Regions from separate parts of the Homo sapiens genome. Here region 1 is linked to region 2. The links are chromatin contacts, found by Hi-C or POLR2A ChIA-PET in ENCODE. All regions are on one chromosome and are shown on one strand. Each heading gives the region's core, a stretch centred on a gene start or an enhancer-like site at or near the end of the contact. The rest is flanking DNA. Distances are from core to core; before and after follow the strand shown.

Region 1 (6,643 bases), core at 3,781-6,280, 1.5 Mb before region 2:
TGTAGACGGAGTCTCACTCTGTCGCCCAGCCTGGAGTGCAGTGGCATGATCTTGGCTCACTGCAACTTCCACCTCCCAGGTTCCAGTGATTCTCCTGCCGCGACCTCCCGAGTAGCTGAGATAACAGGCACGCCACCACACCCAGCTAATTTGTGTATTTTCAGTAGAGTTGGGTTTTTGCCATGTTGGCCAGGCTGGTCTCAAACTCCTAATCTCAAGTGATCCATGATCCACCCACCTTGGCCTCCTGAAGTGCTGGGTGACAGGTGTGAGTCACCTGCCCAGCCTAAAGGTATAATCTTATACTAAATTCACTATCATTTCTACTTAGTGGGACTCAGGCTAGTTGTCCTATATAACTATGATTGCCATTTCTAAATGTCTAAAGATGGGGTGACTGGGCTGTACAACAGTTTATTTCAAATCAAGAAAGCAGTTGTGATCAAAGGGAAGAACCACCTCATTTCCTTCCGGGGAAGGTGAAGTTACCAATCTTACAAAAGTCAATTTCTCTCTGATTTGGGCTTTACTACTCACACTGTCACTTCAAAGACAGTAAAGGTAGGCAAGTGGACTGAAGATTTGTTCCTGCTTGAGACTGAATTGAAGATATTTAATTGGTGTTAGAAGTAGAACTATATAAAAAGCTAAAGACTTTTTTTAAAGCAAGGATTTTCCAGAAAATAAAGAGGATTTATTAAATGTTATTTTTCCACTTTTATGAATATATATATACATACATAGCAAAAAGAAAACTACACACTAAGGCTATTGTAGTGTTGTACCTTATAAGGAAGTACAAGGTACAACATATAAAATTATGTTGCTTTTTATCGTTTTGAATTATTTTATTATTTTTCATCACAAGTCCTAAAATTTTAATATGTAAGTTCTATGAGTAATTTTTTAGTAACAAGAAAAAGTCATATATATATATGTATCCCAGTACATTTAAGAAATGCTTTTTTTCAATAGTAAATTATAAAAATAAGTAATAAATTAAAAAATAAATAATAAAAATTATAGTAATCCCAGCTCATTTAATAAATGCTCTCTCTATAATGTATCCAATAAAAAATATGAGATAAAAATTATGTAGAAATAGAAAAAGGTTTGTGTAACATGCAAAGGAACAAAAAACAGACTATATATAGCTCAAATTAAACATGCAATTATGTATATGTGTAGACAAGGCTAAGAATTTATAAGTAAAATCAAAATTCTTTACATTAGTGTGGTGAGATAAAGTATAAATGTAGTTTTTAAATATTTGCTTTTTGTTTCACATCATGTGGTCATTTTTTCTATATTTACCTATTTAAAAATAAGAAAGGGATGGGTTCACTGTCCTAAATTTGGTTTCAAGTTGCTTTTTATCAATTTCAAGTTTTAAATTGTGTTATTTTATTTTTCATCATAAGTAAATAGTCTTTAGTACCTATTACAAAACATGTGCTCATCAAGGGACTTTTGGGGCCCAAGATAATTTGCCAAAAGCAATTAACTTCCTAGGGGCTTTCAAGTGGGGGGATTTCCTTACTTAGGTTTCAGACCATCTCTTAAGAAACAGTTATTCTCTCAAACTGGCAGTTTACTCTGGTAATCTGGCACCCCTAAAGCAATGTAGTAGCCTTCAAAGAGATTCCTTTGAAACACTGACACTTCTCCTATGTGTCAGTATAAGAGTATTCAGAAGGAAATTACTTGTCCAGTGTCTCAAAGAGCTTACTCAGAGACAACGTCCAAATTCCAGAACTTCTTTGCCTCTAATTTGCTGCTAAGGGTGGTAACTGTATTTCAGGCATGAACATTAGAGGATTTTTCATCAGTCTAACTATAGCTGGTAGTGGGGGTGCTGCCATTTATCAATTTAATTTTTGCTTGCAAACCTGGCCATCATTTACAAATTTGTGTTTTTCCATCCTGGTTGCTAATGTCTTAATTCATATTTTATCATTTTATTGTATTTGTAAGACTTCTCAAGTCCTTTGTGATGTAAATATGGCCCATTAAAAATGAAAATAAACAGCCCAATATGTTCGTTAGGTTGGCTTAAGAAAAATTATTAAATTACAAATTAAGCTACAAAAATAAATAAATATTCCATTTTATGCTCTTTGGGTTGGTTTAAGAAAAATGATTAAATTACAAATTAAATAACTGTTCTTTATTTTCCCCACAAAACTATTCTGTATGACTGCTTGTAAATACACAGCTTTATTTTCCAAAGGCCCTCTCCCTTTCCTTTGACCATAAGATAACCATTCTACAAAATGTAAAGGAGAGCAAACTGGCTGTCCAGTGATTGCCTGGCCAATGTCCTAAATAATGCAAGACAAAACCTGTTGGGGCCCAATAAAATAAAAATCCATGGACTCTTAGAGGCTTCGGAATTCAAATGAGCCTCATGGATCCACATCCCTTCAATTAGCAAGCTGGCATTTCTGAGCGAGGGACTTTCCAAAACAGGCTGCTCAAGTTTCTTGGCCAATAACAGGGTCATGCACAATAAAAAAAAAAAATGCAACCCACAGCTATTTCTCAAATTAATTTGTAAAGTAAGTTTGACTCTTTTTCTGTCTCCTTTAGAAATTTGTCAACTTTTTGGGATTTCAAACTTTTTTATTGTAAGTGTCGGAGTAAAAACACTCAGAAATAGGAAAGAGAAAACTAACACCAGGAAGGTTGAGAGAAGGAAAGAGAAAGAGAAGCAAAAGGGGTTAAGGATGGGGATACTTGTTGACTATAGTTATCACCAGAGTCAGAGGACTAGGGGAAGAGGGGAAAAGCAGAAAACAGCTCCCCACCCATCTATGTCCAGCCCATTAATAGAATTAAAATTTGCTTCTGTATTCCAAGTAATTAGCACTTTGCATCTATTTTATTTATTGCTACTACTAAGAAAACATAACCGTGAAGGCATAAAAGCAAACATTTTCTGTAGACACATGAGGTGACACAAGAGTGTTGAAACTTCTTTAAGGATAAAGGCCTGATGTTAGGCATGTCGTGAGCGCAAAACCAATTTCTGTGTAACTAAATTTAAAAGAGTCATATTAGAGGGGAGAAATGGAAGATAAACTGCAAAACGTAAACAATGATTACTTAGGTGATAGAGTTATGTCTGATCTTTGTATTTGACTCATCTGCATTTATAAATTTTATTTAATAAGCCTTAATTTCCTAGGCCATATATCATATACAAATATAAGTTATACCTAACTTATAGGTATTATAATATGTATATATACATAAATGTATGAATATTTACATATGCGTGTGTGTGTGTATTCTTTCAGAAAAGCAAAGTTTTCTTCGGGCTTTAAACACGCAGCCTCTGGTAAAGGTGCTATTGGTACAAAAGTTCAACAAGCATAGCTCCAAGCTTTGACAATTTTCTTACACTTTACTAATACTGCTGTCCAAAAACTATGAGATTTTCAAAGCAGCCAACATTGCAGTGGTGCAATGGTTAATAACAAGAGAGAGAAGAGTGTGGCCTGAGGTTGTATAAATGTTTTCTCAATCTTGAATCATTAATTTTCTCCAAGGAAGTTTCTAAAGAATCCCAAATAGTGCACACTATTTCTGAAAGGAACAGGATTTTTTTTTCTAATCATAAAATGGACCCAGACATCTCAGCCTCTTGGTGTAATCTGGATATCAGATGCAATCAGCGAACAGCCTGAGTTTTGGAATTAGATCTGAGTTCAATCCCATATCTCCCATTTACTAGCTGTGTGATCTTGGCTGAATTACTGAAGCTCTCTGAACCTCATTTCGCCATCTGTAAAATGGGGATGTGGTTATCTTCCCCACTACATGGCTCTCGTGAGAATCCGCGGAGATCACATTTGTAAACACTTCTCTCGCTATGCCTGGCACTTTGTTGGGGCCCAATAAAATAAAAATCCATGGACTCTCAGAGGCTCCGGTACTCAAATGAGCCTCCTGGATCCACGTCTCTTTGATTAGCCATCTGCAAGCTGGCATTTCTGAGCGAGGGACTTTTCAAAACAGGCTGCTCAAGTTTCTTGGCCAATAATAGGCGCCGGGTTCTGTGCGGTGGGAACGAGTACCACCAACCCCAGCAGGAGACCAAGCAGAAATCACCATGGGAGTGCAAGCTAAGAAAGGGCAAAAGAAGAAAGAGAAGGGCAGAAAAACAAAACAAAATGAAACCACTCAGGCAGCGACTTACAGTCTTAAAGAGAGAATTCCCGGAAGGGAGACAAGGCAGTTTCTTTTTCTGTGTGACAATAAAAAACGGTAAACAAGCCTCCAGAAGCTCATTCAGCCCCCATATAACTTTTTCGAGAAAGAAAAGGTGCCGTTCTTCCGAGCCCTCCGGCTTAACCACTGCTTCGGTGCTGACTTATTTCCTACGTCTGAGAACTGCCAGAAAATGAGCAATATCTGTTCTGAAGGCTGCAGGCTCTCTCCCCGCCCCCGCGGGGCGGCGCGCACTCACCCACCCGCGCCGGAGCGGACCTTTGGCTTGGCTTGTCAGGGCTTGTCCAGGAGTTCCGCTCCTCTCTCCAACCGGGGTCCCCCTCCAGCGACCCTAAAGCTTCCCAGACTTCCGCTTCAATTCCTGTCCGCACCCCACGCCCACCTCAACGTGGAGCGCAGTGGTCTCCGAGGAGCGCCGGAGCTGCCCCGCCTGCCCAGCGGGGTCAGCACTTCGCATCAAGGCCCAAGAAAAGCAAGTCCTCCAGCGTTCTGAGCACCCGGGCCTGAGGGAAGGTCCTAACAGCCCCCGGGAGCCAGTCTCCAACGCCTCCCGCAGCAGCCCGCCGCTCCCAGGTGCCCGCGTGCGCCGCTGCCGCCGCAATCCCGCACGCGTCCCGCGCCCGCCCCACTTTGCCTATCCCCGGGACTAAGACGGGGTAAGCCTCCACCCGGGCAGGAGAGGGCTCACCAGAGGTAGGAGGGTCCAGATGCCCAGCATGGTTGTTGAGCAATCCTCCGAAGTGAAAGAGCTTCCCCAACTCCGTACTGAGCGGGTCCACCAACCCGCGGGAGAAGAGGCAGCTCCGCCTGGGCAGCCAGGGCTGGCCTCAGGGTGTGTTCCGTGCCAGTGCCCGCCCCTGAGGCTCCAGCCAAGTCACTCGTAAACCGCTTCCCTCACTCCCCAGAAGCGTCTTTGAACACCTGTGTGTCACTCTTGCGCGAGATCAGAGACGAGCTCACGAAAAGCCCCGGTGGTCAGGAGGATGGGAAGGAAGCCTCGCTGGGGAACGCCCGGGTTGGGGAGGGCTCCATTGATTCAGCAACTTGGCCTGCGCGCGGGTAGGGAGGGGGAGAAGTCAGGGTGAGGAAGGAGTCAGGGTTCGTTGCACAAATGGGCATTCCTGTCCCGGGGCGTTCCTGCAGTGGCTGGCATGCTCACTTCAGGTGAGGACCTCGAGAGCCGGCCTCCTGCCCTTTCTAAAGGCTTCTGCTGTAGTTCAACCTGGGAAGTTGGGGAGGTCTTGAAGGAGAATGGAGCTCAGAGCGCAGAGGTCCTGCCTGGGTACAGGAGCCTTGGCTAATTGCTGGAGTCACTCAGAGAAAGACTTGCGGGGCATTTGACTGGGCTGTCCATGTTGTGGCTGCAACATGAGAGGCTCACAGACGTTTCTGGAATGGACAGTTAACCATATGAAAAAGTACAGATGTTGCGCCATAGGGCTCTGAAAAGGGAGGGCCCCTTAGTTTTTATTTCTCAAGAGGAAAACAAAGCTAACAACTTAAGCCAAATCGCATAGCCCCAGCTATATTAAACATTCACAATTACTTCCTGTCCTTCGTTACTCATTATTTCCTGGCCAATTTTCTTTAAAAAAAAATCTTGTAATTCTTTCGTGCTCTGGTGAACACTGTTCAAAGTCACTATTGCTTTGGAACGGTAGATAGCTCTTAGGTAGTTTAGCATGAATTTTACAGAAGGTATGTTTGGATAATGACATCATTACTGAACCTGAATTTGGATGCAGTTCCAGACTGGACACACTAAAGGTTTCAGTATTCCTTTGGCATCGTCCACCAAGCTCTGCACCTCACTCTGCAACCTCTCTCCCTTCCCAATTAGATTCAACCCATTAATAACACATTAATAACCCTTTGCTTAGCCCACTGTTCATCCTTCAGGCTTCCTCTCAGTTGACATTTTCTTCTGGAGCCTGTTTGGGCCCTCAAATCTAGGTTAGGTTACCCTCCTGAGGGCTTTCCATCACCCTGTGTTTTGCATCTGTCACTGCACTTACCACCAGTCTTGTAGGTGTTGATAGGCTTGTCTCTGTTCCACCTTTCAGTAGACTGTTAGTGCCATGAGGAAGACCCTGGGCGTGCCAGCCTTGTGCACACACTCTGAGCATCTAATAGACACAAAAAGAAGTGGGATAAGGAGGATGGTATATGGGCATTCTCTGTATTATCTCTGCAAATTTTTTGAAATCCTAAAACTATTCCAAAATGAAAAGTTCATTTAAATAAAAAAATGTAAAAAGAAGGAAGGAAAAGGGGTGTGAGGGAAGGAAAGGAGAGGTAAGGGAAGAAGGAATGGAAGGAGGGAAGAGAGAAAAAAAGGGGAAAGGACAATTGACAAAATCAGTATCTCTTGAGTGTGAATTATAAGCCAGCAACTCACATATGTGGATCT
Region 2 (6,268 bases), core at 2,481-4,980:
TAAAAAAGACTGTTTCCTTATGTTTTCATTTTCACAGTTCAAAATTATTTAAACTGTTAAGTTCAAATAAAAGACAACAGACATATTACCTGCATTTAAATCATTTACTGGCACTTGCAAAGTAGCTGCAACTTTTTTTAAAATGTTCTGCATTTCTGGTCCAGTTTTGAAGGCTTCCACGTGATAAAGAGCTGTAGCATTTTTTTCTACTTCAGTTAAAAACTTCTCACAGTGATCAAAAAATCTCATTAGTTTATCATTAACTGTTGGAGGTCCAAACTCCATATCTGAAAGAGAAAAAAATTTATATGTATTTGTAAATCACTGACATAAATGACAGTTTCAAATTATTGAAAATGTTAAGTGTGAAAAAGGAACACTAACATCTTACTAATCCGCACAGCTGAAATAAGCACATATTGGTCAGGAAACTCTTGGGGTAAAATTATTCCCCATTTATAATGGCTGTAACGCATGAGAATAGCTAGAAAAGGCTAAAGAAATAGAGATTGAAGATTAAATGTGTTGTAGAGATGCTACGCAATGAAATTGCATCATACATTAATAAGTACTGTTTCTGTCAGGCACGGAAAACTTTAGAAAGCAAACTAAAAATCAGCAAAGTTTCTACTTACAAGGTGAGAGAGAATTCAACATATGGAATCTATTTTTTCACTCTAAGCCAAAGTCTAAACAGAGTATTTTATTTTCTCAATTAACCTTCCCAACTCTGTATTACTTTACAAAGATTCTGCTTTGGACAAAAACTACTGACAGCAGCACAAAACGCACTGATGTTTTGGGTCTCCTGTGCTTCACTGTGCTGGGCCTGTGAATTGGTTTATCTTTTAACTGAAGCCCCAGATAACTTTCTATATAAAATTTAATAAATTACATTATGCCCCCAATTGGGCAACAAATATGTATTGGAGAAGCATTCATAATCATGCTTCAACTACTGGTGTGCCCTTTACGTTTTTTTCAGTCATATTCAAAACACACATTTTTCAATCATTTCTCCAACAATTTACCACGAAAAGAACACCAAGTATATCATTTTTGTACATAAAATATGAGAAAATTGAATATAGTTTTATCTGGGCTTTGGATGTGTATGCAAAAAAAATCAGTATGTATGTTTGTTTCTCTTGAAATGGATAATTCTGCCCACTTTGTCAACTGGATTGCAATTCTTAAGAAAATATCTTGACTAGGAAAATAAGCGAACTTTGTCACCTTTTTTCTGTGTACACTAAAATATAATTTCCCAAGTGCATCTGGGTATTTTATCCTTGTTACTATCTAATTATTGCTAGTCTTTAAACAAAAACAAAGGCATTGTTCTGTTTCTACAAAACTACAAATCTAATTCAGCAGACTCCCTCAAAAGACCAGATGTACATAATAGGCAAAACTATTGTCTATAGAGAATAATAAAGTGGCTAGGCAAAGGGTTTGCTATCTGACACTGAAAACGGTCAGGAGTGGGCTTATTCTGAACTGTAGTATTTTCATCCCTGGCTCTGTACTGAGAGTCAAATGCCAGTCTTCGCAATGCCATCTGAGAACAAAAATTCACTTGTTCCAGGAAGTCGCTATAGATATTGTGTTATATTAAAATATGTTCTGCTTTCACCATTCTGTTAATTTAACAGATTTATGAGGAATTTTCACTCATGCTAATGGAAAAAGTATATATTTAAAAAAAAACACAGTTCAACAAGTAATTAGACACAAGTCAGCTAACTGAATTACCCACAATAACATGACACAGAATCAGTGGAGAAATCCCTTACAGATGGTTTCACTGTTCAACAGCTACAGAAGAAATTACAAACCAGCCTACTTCTAATTTTTCACTTGGGCTTTGAAGCTAAACAATAATCCTCACTTCAATTCTGGCCTTAAAAGTGATCAAGAAACTATTAATGCTTGCTCATCTCTGTGGTACAAAAATGTTACATGTTTTTATTCTTATTAGGTATGTTATTGGACAAATGGAGGCAGTATAGCATAATGGCTAAGAAAGCAAGCTCTGAATCAGATTTCCTGGGTCCACAGCTAGCTGTATGAAAATGGGCAAATTATTTAATGTGTTCGTGTATCAATTTCCTCATCTTTGAGATAAGGGGAAAATACTATCAACTCCAGATTGTGGTTGTAAGGATTTTGTAAAATAAATGTGAGGCATACCTGGCATACAATAGGCATGAGGTGTATGCTATCATTATTATTTGTAACTATTACAACATTTTCTAAGAGAAAAAGAACCATTCTAGGAAAACAGAAGACTTGGATACTAGACCTTAGAGAAAGACAATTAAGAAGGCATACTCTTGGGCTCGGGTTCTTCACCTGTGAAATAACGGGGCCTTACTAGATGATTTCTCAAATTTCGAAAAAGTGTAATTAATGGAATAAATGAGTTGTTACTGCTTGTGACCACGGACCACAGCTACAACGATGGGAACGCTACAGTAAAAACATGAACAAAACAGAAGAAAAAAGGAGGACACAAAGGCTTGAGATCAGGTTCCTAAAACAGGGTGTAGGTCTAAAACTGTCATCTGAAAAAGATGATGAGTTTAAAAAAAAAAAAAAAGAAAGAAGGAAAAACTAGTATCGGAAGCAAAGCCCGAGGAAGAAAATTCTAGATTCTGTTTTTTAAAACGTGCGCCCAATTGTGAAACTAGACGCCAGGGAAGGGGGAAGGGATGGGTTGGCGCTCGAAGGGGCAATTCAGTTTGGGAACGGGAGCGCAAAAATTGCGGGAGACCTCGTCTGTCCCCTTTCCTGTTGGATCCCCAACTCTACTAAAGCAGGCAGCGAGTACAAGGTGCTGAATTTACACCTGATGAATTAATAAATGAACATACGTGTAAGGGGAAAAAGAGATAGCCAAGTCTGTAATATCCCTCGACAGGGAGGACGTAGCCCGAGGGATGATGGCTTGGGAAAAGAGGAAAGAGAACTGGGGGGCATCGGAAAAGCCCAGGGTCTGGGGGAGGCGGGAGAGCATCCAGGGCGGGTGGGAGGACCGGGACAGCACACGGGCCGCCCGGGGGGTCACCTGCGACGTCCGGCGGCGGCAAGCCAGGGTGGTAGTGCTGCCACAGCCCCTGCAGGAAGGCGGCGCTGCTATCCATGCAGCGGTGCTTGGAACTGGTGATGAGCCGCAGGCGGCCGTAGTTCTCACGGCTGAAAAGGGCCGGGAAGAGCGAGGCCAGACGCAGCGCCAGCTGTCGCATATCCTGCCGTCCCTTCTCTACTAGCTGCCCGTCCATCCAGTCCGCGTACCACAAAGGCCAGTCGGCCAGCGCTGCACCCAGGTCGCGGCTGCCGGTACTACTAGCCCCGCCATCCCTGGACCCGCGGGCCTGCAGCAACCCGTGCAGCTGCCTCAGCTTGCGGATCTGTTTGACCGTGGGGTAGCGGGTGCCGTGGCGAATGAGGGCGACCAGCTGCACCGGGGTGCAGGTCCCCTCCAGCAGCTCAGGGTCCCGCCACGGAGCCTCGGGGCCCGACAATAGCACGGGGTTGACATCCTCGTAGCGAGTCTTGGTGCCGAAATAGGGGCTGAGCGACGAGGCCACCGGGTCCCTCGGCTCTAGAAGAGAGCAGCGCGCAAGCGACGAGAGCAGCGCCGCAGCCAGGGCCGCGGCAGGCGCTACGGAGGTCCGGAGGAGGCAGCCGGGCGCGCGTAGCATCGTCGGGACGGTCAGTGGAGTGCGCCGAGCCAGCTGCAGATGCCCAGCTTCCGGCTCCGGAGGGCAGGGGGCGGGTCTGGAGGGCGCTTCCGGCCGGCGGCCCTCGGGATGCGCTTCGCTGTTCTCTAGGAGGTACCAACCTCTGGCGGTGGGTCTTGCGTCCCGGCGGAAAGCTCCGAGGAGTCCTGTAGACTTGTGGCTCGGGTGGAGCCGGCGGAAAACCCCGAGAAGCTTGAGACAGCCGTGGCTGAGGTGGAGCCGGCGTCGCTGCCCTGGAGCGTGGGCGAGTTTCCTCTTAGCCGGAGCTTCAGGGATTGACTCAAAGACTCCTCCGCTTTTTTAGTTGTTTTGGGTGTGAATACAGCCCGGACTAAACCTTAGTCGCCTAGACTAAACCTTAGCCTCCCAGGCTGCCAAAACAGCACAGCTTTTACAGATGACTCTTACATCACCATCCCTACTCTGTGATACTGTGTTTTTCAAAGTTTAGTGCCTGAACCATCAGCATGAAATCTGCCTGAGACGGTTGTTGAAAATTCACATCGCTGGGCCTTGCGGCAGGATGCCTCTTGAAGCCCAAGGTTTTTGTTTCGTTTTTTTCCATTTGAGTTTGAAAATAAACAGGATACAGTAAAGCAGAGAACTTGGAAAGGGGCTTACATTCTGCAGGAATTTAAGTCCTGAATCTTTGGTATAATCTTGACCTGGACTACCAGAGCTAACGCCGACATCAGTGAGACAGCACCCTAAAAGTTCTGTGCTTGTTGTTCCCGAAGGCTTAGCGAGTAGAGACATAGCAATCTAGAGAATTTGGGTGCATTGAGTCATGGCCCAACAGATTTACTCTATTATTAAGTATGAGCTAATCTGCTTTGCGAAGCAAACATGCTCTGTATTTACCACCACTCCAGATCCATACGTTCCTCCCATGTACTTACTTACATACTCAAATCAAAAGCTGGGTTTTTTAATAGGTTATTGCTCAGAATCTTTGACCCCAAAAATCATAAGTCTGAACAATACCTTGTTTTTTCCCACTTGAACTCCAGTTTATTTGCCAGCTGGGGAAATAATAAGTATTACAGAAGTCGTACGGTGATCCAGATTTAAGGAAATTGGGACCACGTTTTCATTAAGTTAGCTTTTGCTTCAAAGACACTATTACATTGCTCTTTATAAGCCCATCACCATCTTTACTCCTTTTCTCTTTAAGTGTCTCCTTGGTTTAGAGAGGTGTTCCTCTAAGTTTAGGCGTGCCTCTAAATGTTAACCAAGAAGAAACGGGGCCAGCCTATGAATGCTGAAAATTTGGAGACGTTCTGTGCAGGAAACCATCTTTAGGGCAACAGATGTTCTTTTCGATATGCTATTTTGTAGCATGTCAATGCCTGAATATTCATGGTCAGTGATATTTTTGTAGAACTTTGCTCAAATTAGCATTTAGTAAATATCCGCTCCTTCTTAAAATAGACATTCTAACCCGTATGCTCTATAGGCTGAGTCGCCTGATAATATTTCTAAGTGCATTCAGCGAGCATTTGTTCCAGGTTCATCTCACTGTATTTTGCCTAATACATATGCTTACTAATAACTTCTCACACCCAATCTTTTGAGTCCTAGGGGTTACCAAGTGTTCCCAAAGTCATTATTCACTTCTTCCTTATGAAGCAATCTTTAGAGACTCCACTTACAAAATGTATGGCACAGTACACATTTTTATACATGAAATTTGCCCCTAGTTTGATTTTATTTTCCTTATCTAATTCCTCATCAATTAATTTTATCCTGTTTTATACACTTAGGTATATCAGCTCCTAATTATTTTGATGTTATGCCAAGATAACAATGATAAAGTAAAAGTAAGCAATGCCTCCATGTTTTTGGCTAGGAAAAAGCCAAATATAAAGAAGACGAAGAGTGCTTAAGCTTTGGACCCAGACTCTAATTAGCTCTGCTGCTTATTAATTGAGTGACCCAAGTTCTCTGGGCCTTAGTTTTTTTTTTTTATCTGAAAATTGGTAATATTAGAACCTATATCATGGGATTATCATGACAGAGATGATGTATTTAAAATCCATATGATAGGCCGCTATAAATGATATTTTTATCATTACTAATGTTCAGTGTGATTATTCCTGTGCTAAGATGCCTAGCTTTCTAGCAATTACATGGATTACACTTACTCCCACTGAACATTAAAGTGAATGACTTTCACAGGCAACACATGCATCAAAGATCATTTCATAACTTTTCTAATAATAAAAATCCACTCATTTCACTTAAAATGGATATCTTGTTCTTAGAGCACTAAGCAGCCTTTGAAAAAATTTAAAAAGGTCACAGGCCGTGCTCCTCATTTCATGCCAGACCATGTCTGAATTATCTGGGCACTCTGTAAATTGGATGCCCTTTGACATAGGTGCCCACTTGGTCCAATCATGTAGTACAGAGAAGTTTGCATAGTGCGAAACATGGCTATTCCTTTGCAGAGATCATGGGAACATCACCTCCCCTCATAAGAAATTGTGGGTATGGGAGCAATATATTTGGCAAATCTAACA

The links. Hi-C counts contacts between places; a loop is a spot of excess contacts on that map. ChIA-PET counts read pairs that join two places held with the same protein, here RNA polymerase II (POLR2A). Pooled maps may share reads with other maps.
Region 1: a map of naive thymus-derived CD4-positive, alpha-beta T cell shows a loop between it and region 2 (8-fold over the local background). The contact joins the promoter of FAS here to the promoter of MINPP1 in region 2. A Hi-C loop is called at or near these places in 1 of 168 maps with a recorded cell type or tissue (naive thymus-derived CD4-positive, alpha-beta T cell) and 5 of 50 pooled maps. POLR2A ChIA-PET finds 5 or more read pairs at or near these places in 1 of 52 experiments (MCF 10A).

Annotation. Positions count from the first base shown.
Region 1 is chr10:88,989,185-88,995,827 of GRCh38, reverse strand. It overlaps FAS (Fas cell surface death receptor), which reads right to left and starts at 5,030. Exons shown (of 9, transcript NM_000043.6): 1 at 4,922-5,030. The coding sequence starts at 4,951. It overlaps FAS-AS1 (FAS antisense RNA 1), which reads left to right and starts at 2,853. Exons shown (of 1, transcript NR_028371.1): 1 at 2,853-4,406. It also overlaps a transcript of ACTA2 not described here. RefSeq lists enhancers at 4,095-4,174, 4,305-4,714, 4,855-5,365, 5,366-5,877 and a silencer at 6,285-6,334.
Region 2 is chr10:87,502,355-87,508,622 of GRCh38, reverse strand. MINPP1 (multiple inositol-polyphosphate phosphatase 1) reads right to left here and starts at 3,730. Exons shown (of 5, transcript NM_004897.5): 1 at 3,071-3,730; 2 at 90-287. The coding sequence starts at 3,707. MIR4678 (microRNA 4678) reads right to left here and starts at 4,742; the gene lies at 4,669-4,742. LOC112268064 (a long non-coding RNA gene) reads left to right here and starts at 3,789. Exons shown (of 2, transcript XR_002957094.2): 1 at 3,789-4,288. RefSeq lists enhancers at 3,451-3,510, 3,671-3,760.